6 separate regions of the Homo sapiens genome follow, and regions 2, 3, 4, 5 and 6 are each linked to region 1. A link is a loop called in an ENCODE intact Hi-C map of the cell type or tissue named here. Cell type or tissue: heart left ventricle. All regions are shown on one strand.

Region 1 (4,000 bases):
GTTCAAGAGGTTCATCAACTGCCTCTAATGCACGTGTTTTGAACTCTCTCAGTGTGTTTATGAAATGGCCTACTGAAGCAAGCACTGAGAACCAGACTCAACTGAAATCCATCCAAGTCAGCAATTTGACACAAACTAAGACAACAACTAAAAAAATTATAACAAGCTCTCTCAAAAGCTCATTTCTGTCCTTTCCCAGAATCAGAATAAGAATGGAGAGCAAAAGTACTTTCCCTGCCTTAAAGAAATCTGGTGGGGAATGCAGCAAGTTATTTCTTTTGCTAGTAAGCCTCCCTAAAAATCATCTGCTTAAGTTTTTAATTAGTGACGTTAGCTCATACGTCAGAGAATATATTTTTCTTCACAGCCCATGTCCTATTAAAGTTCCAGTCTTTGAAGTGCTCACCTGATTCCAGATGTTTAGAGAAGTCCTGTATTACGATTCCACAAAAAATATCTTTAAAGTTATGGAAGAGGATTCACATTTTTTAATACTTGGCTTTTAAAGTCCACTTATGGTTATATAACATGGAGTAAAATGTTTCAAATAATAAATTTATAGAAGTGTCTGAAAAAAAATTGCACAAATGATGTGCATGTTCATATATGTTCACTTAAAAGGAAAGTAGTGCTGTGGGTTCTGAGAGGTAACAAAAGGGGCTCTGTCTGTAAATGGCCAGTAAAGAATTTTTGAGGTGACTGTAAAATACATGAATTTTCAAAGAAACACACTGCTTTTGCTTTATACTAATGGGTACATTTGGTAAGTGTTAGCAGATATACAGTCCGATCTTGGCTCTTCAGAAGAAAATGCCCTTAACCATACCTTTGCTTTTGATATTTAAAACTCTCAGAATTAAATGAAATCAAAAGATTGCAGAAAACTAAGGCAATGTTTTGCTTATAAATCACATCTTCATGTAATTGGTTTAGAGATATAGTCTTCTAGAACATTAAGTGACTGGAAATATGGATTTATAATTTTTTTTATAACCAGAAAAGTCTGCACGTGAGAAATAAGTCTAGGTCCTCTCACTAAACACACATAGTTTTAGACATTCTAAATTATCCTTTGTCACCTTTGTCCTAATGCCTAGAAAATGCTGAGTTTGAAAGAATCAAAACTATATACAGTGCTCACATTTACTATTTTACTCATCCAGTAGTTTTTCTTTTCGATTTCTAGGCTTCACTATTTTTCTGAAATTCCACAGGTAAAACTAGAGTGCTGGGAAATGGAGACGGAAAATTAATGAAAAAGTACTCCCCTTGTGAGCTATTTCATTTCTAAATGATCTAAAAATTCTCTGTCCTCAAGGGTATCAGAAGCTGAGTGAAGTCTTAAGGGTATCAGTAGGCATTCAAATGAGAATATGTATATAGGGATATCCATATATATTTGCTACATAAATATTATTTGATGATTAAATTTGTTTTGCTTTCTTTACATCTGTAGTTTTAGAAGACACTATTATCTTGGTCTTTAGGAATATAAATAAATAAAAAACTAAGAGGCCTCAGTGTCCTCAGAATTCCTAGGACTAATGTTAAGGGAAAGAGAATGTCAGAATTCAAAATGAGGTTCTTTAGCACATAATCGTTTAGGCTAAAACTTCACCTAATAACTTTATCTCTACACACTTTATAATTTTACTAAGTATTTACATAATATTGGGTATATATCACATGAATATAAAATGTTTGATCAATGTACACAGAACAAATTTAGAGTGAAGATCATCAAACCCTACTGAAAGTCACATTAATGCTATATCCATCCTTACAAGGAAAGAAATATAGCATCCTATTTATTGTTAATGTTGGGAAGTTATTTCTATCTGGATAAATCAAGATTTATATGTCTCAAGTGTGTGTTAGAGATGAAATAAGAGAGACTGTGGTGAGGGAAAGTTCCTGAGTAACGTGCTGGAATAAGTCCACACAACTTTATTGCTCATATTTTTGCCTTTACAGGCATAATTGCAGCTGAACAGTCATTAGGAACTGTGTGGTGGTTTATCTTCTTCAACCGCATTACTCACCTTCAGGTCCCGATGGACCACGCCCATCTGATGGCAGTGTAGCACAGCCTCCAGGATCTGCTGAATGCAATGACTGCATGCAAACACCAGGGGGCGTGTGTTAGTTCCAAGCTTACACTCACTGTCTGTATACCCTCAGAGAGACTGGGTTAAAGTGCAGAGCTAGCAGACAACTGGGGTTGTATTGTACCACCTTCAGTCATGTAAACATATTGCTCAAGTAGAGTGACTACTACCTCAGAACAATCAGATCTTACCAGATGTGAGCCAGAATGTGGGTCCATTTGTTCTAGAAAAATCCATTTTGAAAACACTTTATGTCATTCAAGAGATCATTTCCTGGTTATAAATTCTTCCAGGAAATAAAGTGGAACACAAATATAATCTTTATAGCTGTGGTGTTCCGCCTCCACCCCGTCACATAAATTGTTTCCCTTTTCTCTCCCATTTTTCCAGTATTGTTCTAAAAGCTGTCACATTAACAGTCAGGGCACCACTAAGGTTAAATTAAGATACCTAATGAATTTTTGATAAATCATTAACTTCTTGTGCTTTAATTTAGCTGGCAATTAATATCTCTTGCCTAAGGGTTCATCAGACTCAAATGGAGCAATGCGTAACCAGTTGTTCTGCTACAGCAACCCATGGTCTCAGAACAGAAGTGGTGTTTAAAATCTACAGGCGGACATACATCACAGGCCAAGTTTATCTCCAGGCAAATGCTGGGCAATTCAAGAAAGCCTGCTCCTCAATCCCTTTTGGTAGGTAGTTTACTGCTTGGAAACTTAGCAGGTTGTATTCTTTAGTATTCTTCCCTTTTTGCTATGATGTATATTTAGCCTGTAGATGAGCAAACTGGAAGAGGCATCATGCATTATCATTTCATCATTTACTCATTTTAGAAACAAGTTGGGAAAGGCAAGGGAACCATTTTAAATACCCACCCTCTGCCCTTTCCCCAGAAAAAAAAATAAAACTGCTTTGATTCAGATTTATGGACTCCATATACTGACCTTCAGGTCCCTGTGAACTATGCCATTTAGGTGACAATGATTAACACTTTCTAGAATCTGCTGTATACAATGACTGCAAAGATACAAGGGCAGAATGGAAGGGAGAACATTTTAAAGGCACATAATCACATTGAATATGAAATAAAATGAAAGTCCCAATGAAACAAACAAACAAACAAAAATTATATTTCTTCACTTTTTTTAGCTTTACGTTGGAATCAAATAAAGCTGAATAAAGCTAATTTTGGTTCTAACAAAAATGACATCCAACATAGACTTTGTGACATGTTCAGACAAAACAATTTGAGTTGTGTTGTTTTCATTGTAAGTGTACAAATTAAATAATATGTATAAGAAGGTAAAATCTCCATATTTAGAAAGAAAAATTTATAAAGAATTCCCATAATGTTCTGGGAAAATTCTTCAGAGATATAAAATTTCCAGGTATTTCTTATACACATCTAAACTGTTTAAAATCTGAGGTCACAATTAAACAGGTGTTGAAACAAGAGGGTAAACACAGATGAAGTGGCAGGTGAAACAAGGGTCAAAAAAAATGGAGGGACACATTTACCATTTCGCCTTAGAAGCGTTGCTTTTTGTAAAGTATATAACAGGAAAACAAATGCAAGTCTCCAACAATAAAGGGAGAATTTAAAGTAAACTCATGAATAAAATAAACCCCTCTTTAGTGTAAGAATACTTTGGGGAAGAGCTAGGGAGCTTTCAAAGAATAAATAAATACAAATTTACAATCCCCTGGAGCATTGGTAATTATTAAACCCACTTCCATACACTTCAGTGAAGAAAAACTTTTGCTTCATACTATATCAAAATGCACATTTTATGCTATTCTTATTAAGGGTTCACTGATATCAAATGGGACTGCTAATTAGAGAGGAGAAATCCTTGTTTGGCACCTATAAGGTCCTGTGAACTGTCATC
Region 2 (4,000 bases), 63 kb after region 1:
CATACTCTTAAAAATTAAATGGAAAATTTTGCTTATGTCAAACATTTTTGTGCTACAAGGTAGAATTGAGAACCACTCATGACATCACAACGGACAATGCAAAGAGAAATAACTATTTCACTTAGGTTAAGGTTAATTCAAATTAAGGTTAAATTAAATTGTAAATAAAACAATGCTGAGTAGTATCCTCTTTTCAAAAGAATTAGAGTTGAATGTTACTTGAACATTAAAAAATATTGTAGCAGTCAGTAATTTGGACTGTACAGTGAGAAAAATCATTAATTCAAAACGGTCCTCAATTAGATTGCAAAAATAATGAATACAGAGTATATACTTACAAATCAAACACCAAGTAGTGAAAGCCCTCTTCTGATATGCTATCATGAAGTCGCACTAGAAAAAAATAAGAGAAGAAAAATTGTGTTATACCTATTCCAACGATCAACGTTAAACCCCACTTCACATGGACATATGTCTCCTAGCTAGAAATGTTGGCATTACATTTTATTTTAGCCTTTGATACGTCCGTATCTTTTACAACATAGCTTGAGTTCAGATAGAACTAAGGTTTGGGTACTGGTTCTGAAAACTGGTAACTATGTGATCTTAAAAAAAAACTGCTTAACTTGTAATGATATTAGTACCTATGCTTTATAAAATGGTTGAGATTAAATGAGATAAAAATCCACAAATTTTGAGGTGAATACTAAACAAATGTTAAGGATCATTATAATATATATCCATATACTCAAAGTTACCAGGTTCTGGCAATTCTTTCACTTCCTTGCCACTCTCTTTGCTATCACCTTAGTCCAAGTCTTCACCAACTCATGCTTGGTCACTACAACAGACAGTAAGAGGAATGATTCCAAGTCTAGGAAATGGTTTCCCTGTGTTCTCCCTTTTGTCCAAGAAGTTCTAGGTGGCACTCCCTGGCCAACCTGGCAAAACACAGTTTTTGTTATGTTACTTATTTACTCAGGTCACCCAAATCCATTTACCAAGTCATTAGCCCAAAATGTACAGCTTGAACTTTTGCTAAAATAATTTACTAGTTTCTCAAATTAATGCCACTTTAAAATTTTCAATGAGCCAGACTTTAACTGATAACTCTAAACTAAATCACACATGTAGAACTACAAACCGCTGTATCTGCTATTTACTTGTTCATAAGCCCCACACCTTGTCCCAGTTATCCTTCATAGAGAGTGAATTCTTTTTTTTTTTGCTTATTTATTTTTATTTTTTACTTTTATTTTAGCTTCAGGTGTACATGTGCAGGTCTGCCACATAAGTAAACTCATGTCACGGGGGTTGATGTACAGATTATTTTGTCCCCCAGGTACCAAGCCTAGTACCCAATAGTTATTCTTTCTGCTCCTCTCCCTTTTCCCACCTTCCAACCTCTGGTAGCCCCAGTGAATTCTTCCTGTGTATCCAAATCACTTGAAGTGGTGGCTTGATCTTCACTGGGAGCAAAAGAAGGCAGGGAAAGCAACAAAGTTTTAGGACACAACTGCTTTTACAAAAGTCACCACAAAATAATAATGATTTTCTACTACAACCTGTTATGTTTCCCATGCACTGATGACCACCACATGGAAAATGTGAATTTATAAGAACATTCAGGTTATCACACAAACTAAAATTATTTATACAAGGAGACTGTAGTACTCATTCAATGCCCAGGCTCATAGACTTAACATAATCTCTGTGCTTTATCATCTAATTCCATCCCCTTTGGATCTCATTCCTGGCCTCCTATTAAAATATTTTCTGAATCCCTCTCTAGATAGATTATAGTTTGTAAAATATGAATTTTCTATTGTTATTAACATGAGGAGGAGGCCTATACTGTAGGTGACTGGGAATGCAGCCAACAGTTCAGTCTCAGACCCTCTACTTAGCTCTTGAGTGCATGAAATGTAAGCACACTGCAGTCCCCGCTGCCCTGCCACGCTTATCTTACTTGTCACAGTGCCACCCTTGAGGTCATTCATGCAGCATATTTTATCTTTATTTACTACCTTTAATACCTTTCCCTTCTTCAGTATATAGTCTCGTCACCAATACTGCCCAACAGGAACCATATTTTATAAGTCTTGCATCCCACACAGAGATCTGGCACATAGTAGATGGTCTTTCATCAAATTGTTTTTGAGCATTTACTATAGAAGGTTTTGGGATGGAAATTTTCACCAAAGATAGCTATATATATGTTATATATACACATAACACACACACACACACACACACACACACACAATGTATATAAATAAAATAAGAAGATGGCTACATAAGCAATTCTTCCATCACTTTAATGGTGTGAAAGGTATTCTTCACGTTGCCAATATCAGAGATGCCTGCTAGCCTTGCTTAAACTTATGCTGCTGAAGAATATAAAGAGTTTGGTTTGATGGTGCATCTTCTAATGATCATTTAGTACAATAAAGAAAGCTGGGCCATGGATGATAGCTCACTGGCTTCTTGAATGACACAGTTTCAGAGATATCTCACTTAGCAGCTATAATACAGTATGTATTCAAATGAACTTAAATAATGGCATGGCTTCTTAAAGAACTCATAACAATTATTCTGGAAAATAAGATGGGTTCCCATGTTATCAAAGTTAAACTGAAAAGTAAAGTCTACAATCTGACCAGGAGGAAATCACCATTACTTTCTTCCACTGTCTGAAGGTAAAAGCCTTAGGTGCAGGTGGGATCTCAGGTGTCCAGATCGAAGAGGTATACAGCTGAACAGAGGAGAATATTTCAGGTACAACTGGAGAAGTAGCAATAATTTCTGTCTATCCTGGGAATAACATTTTCTTAAAATTATTTCCATTCACTTATTAATACTAATTAATACTAAATATCATCATTCAGAAATCAATTATTTTTTGAACAAGTCAGGAGTTACTGTTCAGATGGAAACATGATAATCAAACACATGATACAAAAGCACTTAACCAGCTAACATGTGATAAGGGTTTGAGACAAATCATTCAGCCAAGTTTACTTCTTTTGCATCACACAATTCCAAAATAATCTCTAATATGTCTAACCAGCCATTTGACCATGCGAGATTATGAATAAATGTGTTATTCATATCACATATTCAGCATCATATTTACTTGGGATTAATATATACATATTTCCTTCCTTCCTTTATTCCTTCCTTCCTATGTCCCACCCTACTTCCTTCCACTCTCTTATTTTAAATAATGAACTGAAAAAACAGAATTATAAGAAATTGTCATGATTTTTACTTACTATATTAACAAAAGTAGATACTATAGTCTTCACAGAGACATTCCACATGTTCACAATTACTGTGAGGATGGGTTTGTTTCCTTTAAAAATGTTTAACTCTTCAACTATTATTCTCAGAGTTGATGGTATGTCTAAACGGTCTGGAAGATAGTGTTTTAGTTGTAGACATCATCTATTTCTCTTCAAGCCTTTTCTGTTGGTCAAAAGTATCCTTCATTTCCTATTCTTTTTTTCCTTTTTAACAGTTTCTCAAGGATTGAAAATCATGTTTACTTTTACAAAATGTTACATTAATTATTCCCTATAAATAACTGTCAATTCATTTTCACACCAAAGGAATAACACAACATTCTGTTCATCACAGCTGTTAGCTCAAGACTGACGGCATGGCTGGCCTTGACAGCACTGCAGATGCTGCATTTTGAAGCATACTGCACCTCGTTCTTTCTATGACTGCTCTGTTATTGCCATAAGCTGCACATATGAGTGGACGCAATTAGCCTAATTACAGTTGTCCCTATGACGTTTTTAGAGAGAAATTTTAAAAAAGAGAATGAGAAAAACATTTGAGAAAACAGGTTATAATACATTTTGGCAGTCATTCTTTTTGAAGTTTGCTCAAAGGTAAAATTACGTGTATGAATAAATGAATTTTCACAACCTGAAACAGCACAACAGTTCTCATCAAATTTTAAATTCTGGAACTTTAAGTATGGAATTTATAA
Region 3 (4,000 bases), 150 kb before region 1:
GGTTTATTACCTTTGGTTAGGAAGATCTTTGTAGGCAAGAAAAAAATCATGGTGGAAAAAAATAATACATTTGACCATATAAATATTTTAACTTTCCATGCAGAAAGAATATTATAAGCTAAATTAAAAGATAAATGGAAAAGCATAAATTTACTGTCCAAAAAAGTCTCATATGCCAACAATTTAACAGAAAAAAAAGCAAAAAATATGAACAAGCTGTTCACATAGGCACACAAAAACATTCAAATGACTTGTTTACCTGGGAAAATATCCTGGTCTCATCGATAATGAAAGAAATCATAAATCAAAACATTAAGATGCAACTTTTTAACCCATCAATTTCGAAATAATTACAACTTTTATAAGACCAAGTGGTCGCCCAAGAGTGGGAAAACGGGGCACTCATAGGCCAGTGGGAATGAAAAATAATGCACGAAGACAACACCTTTCAGAATTAAACATTTAGAAACTCCTTTGATTCAACAATTCTACTATAAGGAATTTATTGATCATCTCCATGCAAAAGGAAGATATTGTACCTTTTAAAAAATCATAGTAAAAATATTCAAATTTTATATCTATAACAGGATGCATAATGGAACATGTATAGCTGTTATCTTCAAGATATGTCTTGGCCCGAGCGTGGTGACTCACGCCTGTAATTGCAGCACTTTGGGAGGCCGAGGAGGGCAGATCACTTGAGCTTAGGAGTTCAAGACCAGCCTTGCCAACATGGTGGAACCCTGTCTCTACTAAAAATATAAAAATTAGCTGGGCGTGATGGTGCATGCCTGTAATCCCAGCTACTTGGGAGGCTGAGGCTTGCAGTGAACTGAGATCGTACCACTGCACTCCAGCCTGGGCAACAGAGAGTCTAAAAAAAAAAAAAAAAAAAAAAAAAAGATATATCTTATATGAGTAAGTAAGGTCCAGAGGAGGCGGCAGAGCACGTACTCACATTTGTGTAAAATGTAATTTATGTGTAAACATGTGGATTTATTCATAGTTGTTCTCCAGGTCTCTATAAAAAGGGAGACTCATCAAGTACTATGTAGTTTCTTTCTTGCCCCTTCCTTCCTCCCTCCCTCCCTCCCTCTCCTCCTTCCTTCCTTCCTTCCTTCTTTCCTTCCTTCCTTCTTTCCTTCCTTCCTTCCTTTCTTCCCTCCTTCCTTCCTTCCCCCCTTTCCTTTCTTCCTCTTTCCCTCCTTCCTTCATTTCTTCTTTGTTTGTCTTTCTTCTTTATCTTCTCTTTAATCATATGCTATTTAAAGGAAGGGTAGATGATCTAGTTATAAATAATCAAATACAACAGAAATAGATACTGGCAGTGAAATGTTGTTAATATATAAACAACACTTTGGTTTTAAATAATTGGAGAGGTGAGTTAAACATAGGAAAGCTGTAAATACTCAAAAAGAGCAATACCTTACATGATTTGTATGAAAAAAATGCAGTTACTTGTAAATATAAATAATAAAAACATCCAGTAGTTTTGACTTACACTGCATTATAGAGACAACACATGCAGACTTTGTAACCTGCCTGGTGAGCCTTCTGCAAATAAACGGCTCTTGTGGTACTGTGTCATTTCTTACCGTATAGAAGATAATTTCCCAAACTAGCCACTAGAGGGCAGCAGACAATCAGTCATTTGCCTTAGGAGTGGCTTCCACACTAGACTGGAACTTTCCGAGCTCCTTAGCTTTGTAACTGGAAACATTGCTGAACTTTTCTAGATCACAGTTTCACCTGTAAAATGTGGAGAGACTTGTGGACTGGCTGACTCTAAAACCTTTGCCAGCTCTAACAGGCCTCGATTTTAACACATAGTTGTATTCTCATAGTGCCCATTAAGTTAAACTGTATTAAAGTTCAACCATCAAACAAACAAAAACTAAGTTCAAATGTGTTTAGATATTATTCCTTCTTTCAAACATCGCTAACGGTTCTTGAGAGCCTCTTATGAGCCAAATATTGCTCTAAGCACTTTGCTGGCATTGTCATTTACAAAACACTCCTGTTGAGGTAAGTGCGGTTCTGGTGTCCACTTTGCAGATGAGGTTGGTGATGTACACAGACGTAGAGTAACTTGTCCAAGCTCTCACGGTTAGAAAGATAGGTCCAGAATGGTAGGGTCACATTTGTAACAGCTCCATTACACTAGGAACTATTAGTGCGATGAAAGGCAATAAAATGTCTAAGAAAATGGTAATAATTGCATCTGGCTGGCGATTCACAGTTTTTCCCTTACAGAAAATGACTTTCTTGTGAGCGTTTTGGGGTACAGAATCACATAATTACATCCTATACCTTGTTACTTAAGTAATATTTACTTACCGTAAAAGCAAATAATAATTTACAACCACTGTTGATCTCTGGGCTAATCTCCATCAGCCCCCTTCCCCAACATCCACCTCTCAAACCCCACCAGCGGTGAGTGTAGCCTCAGGCAGTGTGCCCTCCGCAGCTGCCTCCTGCTCCACTGCAGTTCTCACACCTGCTCCCTGAAATGTTTCTTCCCCAACCCGTGAGAAGCTCTTCCAAGAAACACCCCAAGTATGGTCTCCCCACAGGTTTTCTTGTCTCTACAAGGTCGTCTAAGGTGCTCTTTCTTGCGTCTCTCTACTTCAGCGACAATCTCACTGTAGTATATTCACTTTGTTGTTTTCCCAACCAGAATTCAGCTCTTTTATGTCAGATCCTTTCTCTGTTTTCATCTTTGTACTCTAAGGTATAGCATAGTACTTGGAATATAGTAGATAATAATTATTTACTGAAAGGGTACATGAAGGTGTGAATGCAGACTTTCCAAACCTTTGCTATGAGGACTTTTAACAAGTCTGCGTTTTACATAGATTATTTCTTTTTCTTGCCAATGACCTTAATGGTTTTGGATAACTTCAAATAATTCTCTGACTGGGTTCATTTAACTGTTTGCAATGACAATTCTTTTGTTATCTTTTAAGTCATTTTTCCCAGGTACTGTTGGATGCTGAAAACTGTATTAACCATCTTTAGGTACAGACAGGTAATTTTGAGAGCCAGAATTAGATCTTAATTGCAGAGGCGTAGGATTGTCAAAACCAATACTGTGTGGTTGAGTCCTGATATCTACTGGAGGCATTAACAACTCGTGTGAAAGTAGAGAAGTAGCTATTTATTGATTTTTCTTTTTGAGACGGGGTCTCGCTCTGTTGCCCAGGCTGGAGTGCAGTGGCATAATCACTGCAGCCTCGACATCCTGGGCTTAAGTGATCCTTCTACCTCACTCAGCCTCCTGAGTAGCTGAAACTACAGGCATGCACCACCGTTCTTGGCTTTTTTTTTTTTTTTTTTTTTTGTAGAGATGGAGTTTCAGTTGGCCTTGAACTCCTGGGCTCAAGCAATCTGTGAACTACCATCCCCGGCCTACTTATCAATTTTTGAAGAAATAATTAAAGTTAGAGTCACATAACTTTTACGCAGAAACACCTTGTATACACCAGGGAGTCACTGGATTGAAAACATTCTTGCTGATGCTAAAACTGCTTCTTTTCGCAGGTGCTCGGGATTCAGGCTAATATTATGCCTGAGGGTTAATCATTGACCCCTCTAGAGTCAGCTCTGCTGGCTTTTGTCTGGTTGCAAACCAGTCTTTGGATCTGCCTCCAACCTTTGGTGCTTTTTTTGTAAAATGTCTTACTAAAATGGATGCCCTTCTATTCACCAGGATATATGGCATCAATGCTCAAAATACTTTAACCCTCATAATTTTCTACATTTAGAAATGTCTCCTTGACCTATGTTTTTAATAGCATCTCATCCCACCTCCTCTTAATCCTTTTATCTCTCTAAAACATAAATTTCTTCCTCTTTGCCTAAAAAATATGCTTAAACTTTTTCTAGCCTAAACTGAAATAACCTTCAGTAGAATTCGGTATTTCCCTGAAGTACATTCCATTTCTCTCTCCATTCATGCCAGGATTTTCAACTAACATTCCTGGACAGTGGGGAGAGCCTG
Region 4 (4,000 bases), 360 kb after region 1:
AGTTCCAGCCTCTATGGTGGAATAGGAGGAAGTTTCAGGTAATTTGGGGTGTGGGTTAAGGGTGTAGGTTTTGGAATCAAACAGACCTGGGTTTGAATTTGCTCCACTGCTTATTACCTGTATGGTTTTGGGAAGTACTTAATCCCTCTGATCCTCAGTTTCCTCATCTGTAAAATAGGGATAATAATACATATTGGGTTGCTGCAAGCATTGGAAGGGAGCAGAGTCTAGTAAGGAAGGTATATTTATTCAGCGATAGCTTTAACAATTATCCCAGAATGCTGAATCGGTGTCACTAACATTTGCATAACGCTTTTTAATTTATAGATTTTTTATATGCATTATTGCATTTAAGTTTCACTGCAACAGTGAGAAGTCAGATTTTTTAAGTTCATTTTATAGATGAGAAAATAGAGATGTAGAGAAGTTGTGGTTTTCTCCCCAGCACCCTCAACCTGCCCCACCAGGCTGTGAAACTGATTCTTGATCAACAGTGGCAAAGTCCGATGCACTCTCTGTTCTTTTTAAGAGTTAATATCAGTACTTTTTGAAAAATCAAGGAGCAGAGGAAAGATGCCAGAAGTCTTGAGAAGCAAATCTGTTCTAACTTTCCAATTAAAGAAAGGAAGGATTTGTAAACCGGATAGTGAGACTTATGTTGATCCCAGAAAAATTTGAGAATGATTTTTTTAAAGTATGTGATTTGTAAGCATTTCAAAAATAACAAATGGGACAAAGTCAAAAAAGAAAAGTCCTGCCAAGTTAGCTTCATTGTCTTTTTTTAAAAAGGATCAGCATTAGGTAAATAGCTTAGGAATGATTTAGCATTTGAAAGGGCTGCCTATTATTCTTTTTCAATAAAATAATGAAAAATCAACTGTATGTTAGCACTTTAGTTGGGGGTAAGAATGATAATCTTACACTTTAATGAAAGTGAATATAATATGAAAATTTTTTTTACTGATATGCTCTTCTCTGGCCTCCACAAGTCTGTGGGGCAGGTAGGAGTGTTTCATTTAGTTGAAAAAAAGTAAAGAAAAGAAAGAAAAACAACTCAGAAAATAAGTCCTCACAGCACTATTCAAAACAGCAAGACCTGGAATCAACCTGAATCCCCATAAATAGGAGATTGGATAAAGAAAATGTGGTACGTATAACCCACAGAATACTATACAGCCATAAAAAAGAACAAAATCATGTCCTTTGCAGTAATATGGATGCAGCTGGAGGCCATTATCCTAAGTGAATTAACACAGAAACAGAAAACCAAATACCACATGTTCTCACTTATAAGTGAGTGCTAAACTTTGATTGCACATGAACACAAAGAAGGGAACAAAAGACACCAGGACCCACTTCAGGATGGAGGGTGGGAGAAGGGTGAGGCTTGAAAAACTACCCATCGGGTAGTATGCTCACTACCTGGGTGACGATATATCTGTACACCAAACCTCCGTGACATGCAATTTATCCATGTAACAAAACTGCACGTAAACCCCTAGATCCTAAAATAAAAACTGGAAGGAATTAAAAGAAAGAGACTAAGGAGACATGACAATTAAATGCAATATGTGGTTTTGAATTGGAATAGTTTCAATAAAGAACGTATTTAGAGAACTGGCAAAACTTAAATGGGATCTCAGGATTAAAATGGAATAACAATGCTTCCTGATTTTGATGGTTTTGTGGCTAACACAGGAGAATACTCTTGTTGGTAGGAAATACTAAAGTATTGAGGGTGATGGGACATCACGTTGGCTCTTAACTCTTAATTCAGGAAAAATGCTATTTGTGCTGCACTTGCAATTTTTCTATAAGATTGTCTCAAAATTTAAAACAAGATGTAAGAAAATCTAACTGGGATAAATAAAAGATATTTTATTTAAAAATCCATTTTTTACACGTCAGCTATATAAGACTACATAAATGGATCTGAGAAGTTGAATATATCAGACTACAAATTTAATAAAAAGCAAGAGACAAATGAGAGCTATAGTTGTAATTAATCTATATAAAGGCAGTGTGCAAATTCTGACGAGTAATAATCCCATTATGTTAATTAGAACACATCTGAAAAATAGTATTCAATATTTAAGCATGTTCCCCTAATATATGCACGTTTACTTATTTATAAATTACACTCATGCATACTGTATTAATTTAGGAACATTATAAAACTTACACAGAATAGAAATTAAAGGGGATGAGATAAAAATAAATGTAAGTAGAATTTCTTTTATTTCTTTTTGCATCCCAATGAATCATCTTGCATTACCCTTTGGTGTATGTATTCCAATTTGGAGACCACTGGTATAGAAAGTGGATTTTAGAAAGATGAGAATTGAAACACAGATTGTTTAGAAAAGAATTTTTCTAAACAATCTCTTCTAATTGTTTAGAAGAGATTGTTTAGAGATTGTTTAGATTTGTCTAGGTCAAAGATGATGGTGGCTTGGACTACCATCTAGTGGCAGTAAAAATGGAAAGAGGTAGATGGATGAAATGTATATTTAGATTTAGAACTGATAGGACTAAATCAGTGAGAGAAGTACAGAAGGAGTGGAAAAAAAAAGAATTAGGAATGATTTCTAGATTTGTTGCTTTTATAACCTGGAGAGTGGTGGATAGTTCAACTCCTCTCTGTTTTATTTCAAAGCATAGAATTAGGACTAATGGTCAATATTATAAAGAGGCTGATTTCAACCCATTGTGGAAAATAACATTCTAAAAAAGAAAATAAACAAACAAAAAAATAGTAAACAGGCTAGATAAGCATTTGCCAAGGATTTTGTAAAAGGGATTCCTGAATTGGAAACGAAGTGCTAGATGACCTCTAATATGGTTTGGCTGTGCCCCCACCCAAATCTCATCTGAACTGTAGTTCCCATAATCCCCACATGTCGTGAGAGGGACCTGGTGAGAGGTAATTGAATCATGGGGGCAGTTTTCCTCATGCTATTCTCGTGATAGTAAGTTCTCATGAGATCCCATGATTTCATAAGGTGCTTCCCCTTTCGGTTGGCTCTCATTTCTCTCTCCTACCGCCATGTGAAGAAGGATGTGTTTGCTTTCCCTTCTGCCATGTTTGTTAAGTTTCCTCAGGCCTCCCCAGCCTTGTGAAACTGTGAGTCAATTAAACCTCTTTTCTTTATAAAGTACCCAGCCTCAGGTATATCCTTAGAGCAGCATGAGAACAGAGTACTACACCTCTAAGCTTCTTCCTAACTATAAGAATCCATGAGTCAAAGACTACTGCTCAATGTGTCAGTAAAGCGTCTCCATTTAACATCAGAACAGCTTCACAGTACCAAGTTTATAATATCATTTACAGATATTTCATAGGGAAGATTCCACAAACATCGATTATATATTTAACATTTATTTGTATAATATGAAATTAGTTTAAAAATAGATTTTTCATATAATATATTCCAAATGCTTGTATTACCTTGGCTAAAAAATAAAATAATTTTGAAATTTAGTAAGTTTTTTTGTCACAGTCTGGCTACCATGTGAAGAAAATTCCACATGAATAATAGTAAACCTAGAGTTGTTGCCAAATCTGTTAAAAGCAATCACCATCATTCTCACTTTACTGCCAACTTAAAAGAAAAATGCTAAGTAGACCTTTCAGCTTGGCATTAGAATATGTGAAGGTATATAATTTTTTGTATTAATTTGTATTACTGGGTGCTGGATACTATAGTCTATGAATTCTTCTTTGTCTGAAAATATTGTCTAAGATGTTATTGTTTTAACCTAATTACATATTTAATGTACTCTTGTAAGTGGGATAAAATATGAATACTAATACTTTTATGCAGACTTTAAAGTCCAGAATGGTTAGCGAGTAAAAAATAGGCCAATAGTGGAGTAGAAATTCATATTTTGAAGGGAAGGAAATAAATGCAAGAGACTGTAGTTTACAAATCAAATATCACTTGGATATTTATGTAGGAAGAATATAACTAATTTTCCATATTCTGAAAGGTGTTTGCTT
Region 5 (4,000 bases), 85 kb after region 1:
TGTAACATATCATGGATCACGACATATTAAAAAAATCAAATCTCAGAATTTCAGAAGTGACAGGGACTTCAGAAAACAATTACAATCCAGCCCCTCAGTTGTACTAATGGAGTCCAGGGGCTATCTATTCATTTAAACCAGAGCCACAAATTGGTATTCTAAAGTCTGTGATGGTCTTTTACATTAGGCCATTCAAAAATCACCTCTTCTTATCTCCTATCACTAGTGCTATTTGTGAGCAGAGAATGGTTCAGCTGAGATTGTAGACTGAATATGGTGGCTCATGCTTGTAATCCTAGCACCTTTGGAGGCCAAGGCAGGAGGACCACTTGAGCCCAGGAGCTTGAGACCAGCCTGGGCAACATGGCAAAACCTCGTCTCCATTTTTTAAAAATTAAAATAAAAAATAAAGCAAAGAAAATGTAGGGAATTATTATGTTGAAGGTGGTACATTGATAATTTTAAACATCACCCAGACAGGCTGCAGTTGACATTTCCAATATTCAATGAACATTCGCCCTTTAACTGTGAGAATCTGCTAGCTAGTGATTTTGTGAGTTATTGCCCATTAGATGTAGGGCTTCTGGAACACATCGGCTCCTCTCTACACACCAACATACAAAACAGCAAGTCATACGCCTCAGAAGGATGACCCAGACCAAAACCAAAATGTTAGCTGGGTAACTATTGTCGTTGGCATCTATTTGCTTTTCATTAGGTTGGAACTGAACTAGAGCTTCAGGGAGATCAATGAGCACAGGGTGCAGTGGTAAAAATGTGGCACCATAAACCTGCTTGCAATTAGCAACAGAACCTGAAAATTAATTCAGAAAGTAGATACACGTCAACACTAAGTGAAGAAACAAGTGTTCTGGATGATGAGCATGCTTTACTACTATGATGGTGAAAATAATGTGTCCTTATAGAGTTTACATACACTTGAAAGTTTTGAAGGAAAATGTAAGAGAATAGGGACTCCAATGATGAAATTGTAGATACAAGCCTGCTTTGGTTAGTTGAAACAGTATTATGTAGAATTGGGAAAATGATAGGCATATGTATTTATGATCCTCCCTCAGGAGCTTTGGCTTAAGAAGTTACAGGCTAACAATACTTGCTATCACTTATTATACAATCAAAGCCTATATGATGTGAATAGAGAGGTTCCTGATCTAAGTGGAAACATTCTCCAAATCCAAAACAATGAAATATCAAACTTCTCATAAATTCCCTCTCATTCTATATGTGTGTGTATTATCATTATTATTATTATTATTTGATATGGAGTTTCGCTCTTGTCCAGGCTGGAGTGCAATGGCACAATCTTGGCTCACTGCAACCTCTGTCTCCTGGGTTTAAGCGATTCTCCTGCCTCAGCCTCCCAAGTAGTTGGAATCGCAGGCATGCACCACCACTCCCAGCTAATTTTGTAATTTTAGTAGAAACAGGGTTTCATTATGTTGGTCAGGCTGGTCTCGAACTCCTGACCTCAGGTGATCCACCTGCCTCAGCCTCCCAAAGTGCTTGGATTACAGGTGTGAGCCACCACGCCCGGCCTGTGTGTGTGTATTATTTGATTGTGCTATTGCACTCCAGCCTGGGTGATACCCCATAGAGAGATACTCTGCCAGGCTGGAGTGCAGTAGCTCAGTTTAAAAAAAAAAAAGAAAAAAATCAAAGGAGGCAGAGAGAGCTAATAATATTCATATGACCTGTAAGTCATTGTCCTGTCATACTATTATACATAATGTAGCATAATATAGTCAGTAAATGTTACCCTGTTAAATCTTGGTTTCAAAGTCTATAGACACTGACAGGTGCTTTCAGGGAGAAACAGAACAGAATGTGAGGAGTTTCAGATCCAATACTTAGGTCCTTGTCAGCTTGAACTGAATCTCAAAGTACTAAAAAGCATCATAAAATAATGTTCAATGCATATTTCCCTAGGACTGAGAAATAATCTATTCCTAGGCATAAAGTCAGCCTTATGGTTTTCAAAAGGTAATTTGTTTTCTTAACTATCTGCTTCAAATGAAGGAATAGTTGTTTTGTTATCCAAAGGCAAAAGCCAAGATAATCTGGACATAAAGCTATAAAGTAAATTCTACTGAAGAATATATTAGAAAATTTGCAAGTAAATCAATACGAGGAAACTAAACGTAGGCATTAAAAGGCCTATATGTTGAGTCTTCATGGGCTGTGAGATTATCTATGTATACAAATAAATTTAAGAAAACATTATCTACCTATCCATTTATCTATCTCTGCCATTTTTATGCACAATAACCAAAAGGTAATTCCCACTGCAGGTAATTTTTGGTTATTTCCACTCAAAGGCTACCTCACCATGGAGTTACCACAATTCCTTGGTTTTCTTCAAAAAGGTATTAATATTTTCAAAGGACATGATTCAGGCAGCTTAATACAGAAAACAACGTCAATGCAGGAAAGAAAACAATAGCAACAAAGAGTGCAATAGGACACCAAGTCCAATACCAGCAGTCACTGCTCCAAATAATGTAATTTGTAAATCAATTAAAAGCTGCATTCATAGAGATCAGGCACTCATTCAGTTTACCAAACATAATCAAATTACACTTCCAGGGGGAATTAATGTCACAGTATATTTAGTCATTGCTACAACTGTCATTTCCAATAGGATAAATAAAATAATCCCAGGCCTCCATAGCTGTCACTGAGATAGTACAGAAGTGACTGTTGGCTCCACAAGCAGGATACCTGGCATGCAGTACCAGCTCAGCCACTTACTGGGTAACTGTGGGCAAAGTGCTTAGCATCTCTGCCTTCTTTCCCTCAATTTGTAAAAATGTACATAATATAATGTGCTAGCTGTGTCTGCTAAACAAGACAATCCATCAGAGGGTTGAGCATCATGCCTGGCACAGGATTTACATTTGATAAATCTTTAGTAGTTGTTATAATTTGAAGAATTAGGTTCAAAAACTTACAACCACACAATAGTTGGAAAAAGCAGCATTATTGTGCATGTTTTATTAAAAATATTTCTGGAGAATGTCTTTACTTGCTTTTAAAAGACTTTTGTCACCTTTGCTTTTAAAAGACTTTTGTGCTTTTTAGCACAAGTAGATGGCATAGTCCAATCTGTAGTACAGTCCCACAAAACACTGAAAATCATTTCCCAACCTTCCAGGCTGTTGTTCACAAAAGAGCAGCCTTCCAGGTTTCCCTGTTCCTTCTCCCCTATTCTGATCCTGTACAGCTGTCTATATTTTCATTTACACGTTGTAGGGAATAGACAGTTTTGAATCATTCATAGCCCTGTCCACTGCTAGGTTCTGACATATTTATTCAGGCTTGTCTGGGAAACTGGAAAAGGTATCGACTTTATGGAGAGAGAGACCTCTTAGGCAAGAATTCTTTCAAAGCAAAGACAGAATTGGGCAATTAATACTGACCCACCAATAAAATGAAGAGCATGGTATTTTATCTATTTCTTTGGTAGGGAGAGAAAAGTAGGTAAGAAAAATCCAGAATTTAATGAGGAGAGGGAAAAAGCATTATTGAGCATAAAAGGACACAGAGTCCAATGCTGGCAGTCACAGGTCCAAGGAATGACATTTGTAAATCAATTACAAGCTGCTTTCACAGAAATAAGATACTCATTCAGTGTCTGCTTCCCTCAAAATTGCATATGACATTGAGGTAGAATTAGCACTAGAGCGTTTTTGTTTCTACATATTAATTTGACATCTATTTCTTGGGCATTGATTCTGTGCCAGGAGACTTTATAGGTATTGGAGAATCAAAAGTAAATAAACAGTCATGAAACAAAACCTCATGGAACTTACATTACTATCTATCTGTGAATGCAGCCAAGGCATTCCCCCAAGATCTGTCTAGAATACAGAGGTACCAAGGACTTGAACTTATAGGATCTTTGGAAGCCTAGAAGGCCAGACTCTCTTTACCTAAAATATGCATTACCTAGCCTTGTAATTATCTTCACAAAATAGTACAC
Region 6 (4,000 bases), 140 kb after region 1:
TAAAAGACTCATAGTTTCATCATGTTCAATCATCTGCTAGCTACCCTAAATACATTTGAGTCACATGATCTATAATGCAGAAAACAAATAAAAAGGTATTTGGAAATTAGTCAATGCTCATCCAACATCTGAAAACTGCCTTTCTAAATTAAAGTGAAGAGTGAATAAAAATCTAAGGAGCAAAATATTTTAAACACAACTAATATGTGTTATCTTACCCTATTCATGACATTTAATTGGTGATCTCAACTCCAGGTAATAGGCTGTGTGCACTTATTTTTCCCCACCCACCTCCTATCATACACAGACAAAAGAAACTATCTCAAGTGGGTGTAATGGTTCAGTTTCAAGCATTTCAAAATCCTCCACCACCTGCACAGGAAACTGTGACTGAAAACCAGACAGGGCACCGCAGAGCAGCACTGATGATACAGGAACATGGCTGAGAGGTGAATCTGGTTACTAGACAGTTGAATGAAATCAGCAGAGGGGAGATGGTACTCCCAATGAAGAGCACATGACACTTAAGGGCAAATAAACACCACCATACAATGAAAGAAGCACCAAAACCGGAGTTACTTATTAAGTGCTACGGAAACACAGATGAGAGAAAATACAATTTTACAACAATGCATAAAAGAGTTGTGAAGGCTGATATGGGCTTTGAAGAATAAATAGGCGTTTTCTGGGTAGAAAAAGATGAAGTAAATTTCAGATAAAAGGAATAGCATGATTAACATCACAGAGTCAGAAAACTATCTGGAAGGTTTGGAGAACAGCAATAGTTTGATATACTTGTCTGTGGATAACAACCTCAAATGTGAGCAGGGAAAAACATAAAAAGCTAACAAATTAATCCTGTGCTAATATGTTAAGATTTTCTGCTGCAGGAAATATCGGTTTTGATCAGAGGCACGAGGAACCAGATTCTGTGTGCAACACAATATAGTAGTTAAGAGTATAGATTTTAGAGTTAGACTGCCTGGGTTCAGACTGACTTTACCACTTAGGATTGTTTCTGACCTAGAGTGAGCTTTTTGACCTCTCTGTACCTCAGTTTCTTCTTTTGTAAAATGAGGATGTTAACAGCACCTACCTCATGGAATTGTTGAGAGATTTATATATAAAAAGTTAGAACAGTGCCTGGCATATAGGAAGCAAGACAAAACTGCTGGCTATGAATGCTGTTTTTGAAAATCAGGGTTGATGACACTGTGGAGTACACAATGGAACCAGAGAATGAAAGTCTACAGGCAGGGACTTCAGTTAGAAAGCTAATGAAAATTGTATCTGTAAAAATTAAATGCATCTGTGAGTACATTTCTTTGTAGAGATAACCACATTGGATAGCCATGTATCATATAAATTAACACGTCATACAAAATATATTTACATAAAAAGTCAGACACATGTATGTATGCATGTGTATGTATCTCCAAATCTCTTAGGCAAACTCATATACATGCCAGAATATAAGACATAAAAACAAATATACTCCCTACAGACAACCTTGTATGTACTGTATGTATAATTATAATTTCAAATTTAGTAAGTTGGAAGGTAAATGACTGAAAAGAATGATTGCTTTTTTCTTCTTTGTGTAACAGAGGACTTGCTCAGAACAAGGGAAGAAGATGACTATGCAGCTGCTCGGTAACAGCGTCTAGTCACACTCTGAGATACTGAGGTCAGCAAGAACAGAGGATGCACACTATGTCCCATCTTGCCTTTCTGCCCAGAAAGTCTCAGTTACTGGAAAAGCTTCAGAAATATTTACCAAAAAATCCATTTGAAATCCTGAAATTCTACTTCTCAGAAAAACAGTATTACTCTTGTCTAGAAATAACATTCAGGCCTCAAAGTGCTATACTGTCATTACTTCTAAAAATAAACTGAGCAAATCCAAGTCTTGAGGTCAGTTTCAAATAATGTGCTGCAGCAATGACACAAGCAACAGCTCCACTCTGTCCCACTGGAGGCAGTGCATTCCCTGAGGGCTTGAGAGCACAGGCCTGCTGCTCCTCATCTCTCCCTGGAAAGAGCTGGCAGCAGATGACCAGACAGGCCTCTAAGGCAGAAGGTACTGAGCAAAGTCCTTCTCTCTTTGTTGATTCTCTTTAGTAAGGCACCTGGAGAGAGTAAACCAATGATAGGAGGGAGTCGCCAATCCAGCAGCCTCTCCAGATGGCAGCTCAATTTTTCTCCTAGCATCCTCTAAATGATTTTCTAAGACCACCATCATGTGTAAGAATGCTTGATACCACCTTATATCATTTGAACAGATACAAATGACTTACATTTCAGACTTCTTTTTTTTTTTTTTTTTTAGACAAGGTCTTACTCTGTCACCCAGGCTGGAGTGGAGTGGCGCGATCTCTGCTCACTGCAGCCTCTGCCTCCCAGGGCTCAAGCAATCCTCCCACCTCAGCCTCCCAAGTAGCTGGAACTATAGGCGTGCGCCACAACACTTGGTAATTTTCATATTTTTTGGTAGAGATGGGGTTTCACCATGTTGCCCAGGATGGTCTTGAACTCCTGGCTTCAAGTGATCCTCCCAACTCAGCCTCCCAAAGTGTTGGGATTACAGGCATGAGCCACTGCACCTGGCCACATTTCAGACTTTAAATAGGAAACACATGAGCCCGTGAAAGGTAATAAATTAGGTGTATAAATTATGAAAAATTAGAGAAAAACAAAATTAGGTAATATTACAAGAAGTGACAAGTAGAGACATTTTAATTTTATGTCAATGTAATTAATTGATGCTATAATATAACCAATGCTATTTTTGAGAGATAGGGCTGATAATATTGTGGAGTATGGAACCAGAGAATGAAAGTCTACAAGCAAGGGCCAGGCACGGTGGCTCATGCCTGTAATCCTGGCACTTTGGGAGGCTGAGGTAGGTGGATCACTTGAGGTCAGGAGTTCAAGACCAGCTTGACCAACATGGTGAAACCCCCGTCTCTACTAAAAATACAAAATTATCTGGATGTGGTGGCGCATGCCTGTAATCCCAGCTACTCGGGAGGCTGAGGCATGAAAATTGCTTGAACCTGGGAGGCGGAGATTGCAGTGAGCCGTGATCATGCCTTGCACTCCAGCCTGGGCAACAGAAAGAGATTCTGTCTCAAAAAAAAAAAAAAGTGATAAACTAAATAAACGAATAATGAATAAATGCCAAGTCACTAAAATGTACTTGATTCTAAGCAAGATATCTGCTATTAAAACTTAATTTTTATCTTGAAAGAAATGGGAAGAAATTATCAAAATATTTTCAGATAATAAACTCCAAATAACTGATATTTATCTACATAGAAAGTTGTCCTTTACTATCTTTGTAGTAGTGTCTTCTACTATGGTTGTAGTAGTGTCAGTGCCTGTACTTTTTCTCAATTCTCTGTAAAAATACCTAAATATTGTTTACATATCTGAAAAGGTACAGGGACATACCTATATTCCCAAGTTTTCCCTTACAAAAGTAATTAACTTTTTATTTCTCTGCTTTGCTAGCAACAAAACTCTCAAAATCTTAAGTAAGGTACCCTTCTAATTGCCATAATAATTCAAACATTTCTTTAGGACCTCTAATTGTAAGAGATGATTTTTATTACACCTTTGATGCATTAATTTTTAAATTTAAGAAGGAAGCACACAGCTTACTTTTGGAATAAATTTCCTCCTGGAGTAATCAAGAATTTTGGAAATTAATTCTGTAAAAATTGTGAGCCACAACCCAAGCATCTGGAGTCCTACAATGCTCTCAATATATTTTTAACATGATCATTGAGAAAAAAGCCATCAGCCCTTATTTCTCAACGAGAGCCATTCTCATCCATAGTGATTAGTGTGAGATTTTACGCCAAGCTTTCATGAGTTTTAAGACAAACTTATTAAGCACCTTTCTTATTTACAATACAGGTATGTGTATACACACACACACACACACACACACACACATACACTTCAAGTTGCTCAATTTTAAAATAAAGATATCTTT

The links. Hi-C counts contacts between places; a loop is a spot of excess contacts. Peaks named below come from ENCODE experiments on the same cell type or tissue, not always from the same donor. Only the 100,000 strongest peaks of a DNase experiment are listed, where the experiment ranks them.
Region 2: it touches region 1 in a loop (1.9-fold over the local background); 7 of 110 quality-filtered maps call a loop at or near these places.
Region 3: it touches region 1 in a loop (2.9-fold over the local background); 51 of 110 quality-filtered maps call a loop at or near these places.
Region 4: a loop joins it to region 1, with 2.9 times the contacts of the local background. A loop is called at or near these places in 18 of 110 quality-filtered maps.
Region 5: it touches region 1 in a loop (2.8-fold over the local background); 24 of 110 quality-filtered maps call a loop at or near these places.
Region 6: a loop joins it to region 1, with 2.9 times the contacts of the local background. A loop is called at or near these places in 38 of 110 quality-filtered maps.

The regions. Positions count from the first base shown.
Region 1 is chr4:113,545,602-113,549,601 of GRCh38, forward strand. It overlaps CAMK2D (calcium/calmodulin dependent protein kinase II delta), which reads right to left. Exons shown (of 21, transcript NM_001321571.2): 6 at 2,043-2,115. Among named protein-coding and RNA genes, the nearest start is that of CAMK2D, 210 kb to the right of the region's middle. RefSeq lists silencers at 2,042-2,211, 2,222-2,311. In heart left ventricle, a CTCF peak has its summit at 2,124 (motif pointing right); a DNase peak (open chromatin) is centred at 2,100; H3K27ac peaks cover 883 bases.
Region 2 is chr4:113,608,814-113,612,813 of GRCh38, forward strand. It overlaps CAMK2D (calcium/calmodulin dependent protein kinase II delta), which reads right to left. Exons shown (of 21, transcript NM_001321571.2): 4 at 339-393. Among named protein-coding and RNA genes, the nearest start is that of CAMK2D, 150 kb to the right of the region's middle. In heart left ventricle, no CTCF peak of the experiment used is centred here; a DNase peak (open chromatin) is centred at 1,958; H3K27ac peaks cover 2,435 bases.
Region 3 is chr4:113,393,269-113,397,268 of GRCh38, forward strand. All of the region lies in intron 3 of LOC105377374 (a long non-coding RNA gene), which reads right to left. Among named protein-coding and RNA genes, the nearest start is that of MIR8082, 240 kb to the left of the region's middle. In heart left ventricle, CTCF peaks have their summits at 1,626 (motif pointing right) and 1,828; no DNase peak of the experiment used is centred here.
Region 4 is chr4:113,906,579-113,910,578 of GRCh38, forward strand. All of the region lies in intron 1 of ARSJ (arylsulfatase family member J), which reads right to left. Among named protein-coding and RNA genes, the nearest start is that of ARSJ, 71 kb to the right of the region's middle. In heart left ventricle, a CTCF peak has its summit at 2,461 (motif pointing left); no DNase peak of the experiment used is centred here.
Region 5 is chr4:113,630,966-113,634,965 of GRCh38, forward strand. All of the region lies in intron 3 of CAMK2D (calcium/calmodulin dependent protein kinase II delta), which reads right to left. Among named protein-coding and RNA genes, the nearest start is that of CAMK2D, 130 kb to the right of the region's middle. In heart left ventricle, no CTCF peak of the experiment used is centred here; no DNase peak of the experiment used is centred here; H3K27ac peaks cover 2,850 bases.
Region 6 is chr4:113,682,931-113,686,930 of GRCh38, forward strand. All of the region lies in intron 2 of CAMK2D (calcium/calmodulin dependent protein kinase II delta), which reads right to left. Among named protein-coding and RNA genes, the nearest start is that of CAMK2D, 77 kb to the right of the region's middle. In heart left ventricle, a CTCF peak has its summit at 1,968; a DNase peak (open chromatin) is centred at 1,991; H3K27ac peaks cover 2,648 bases.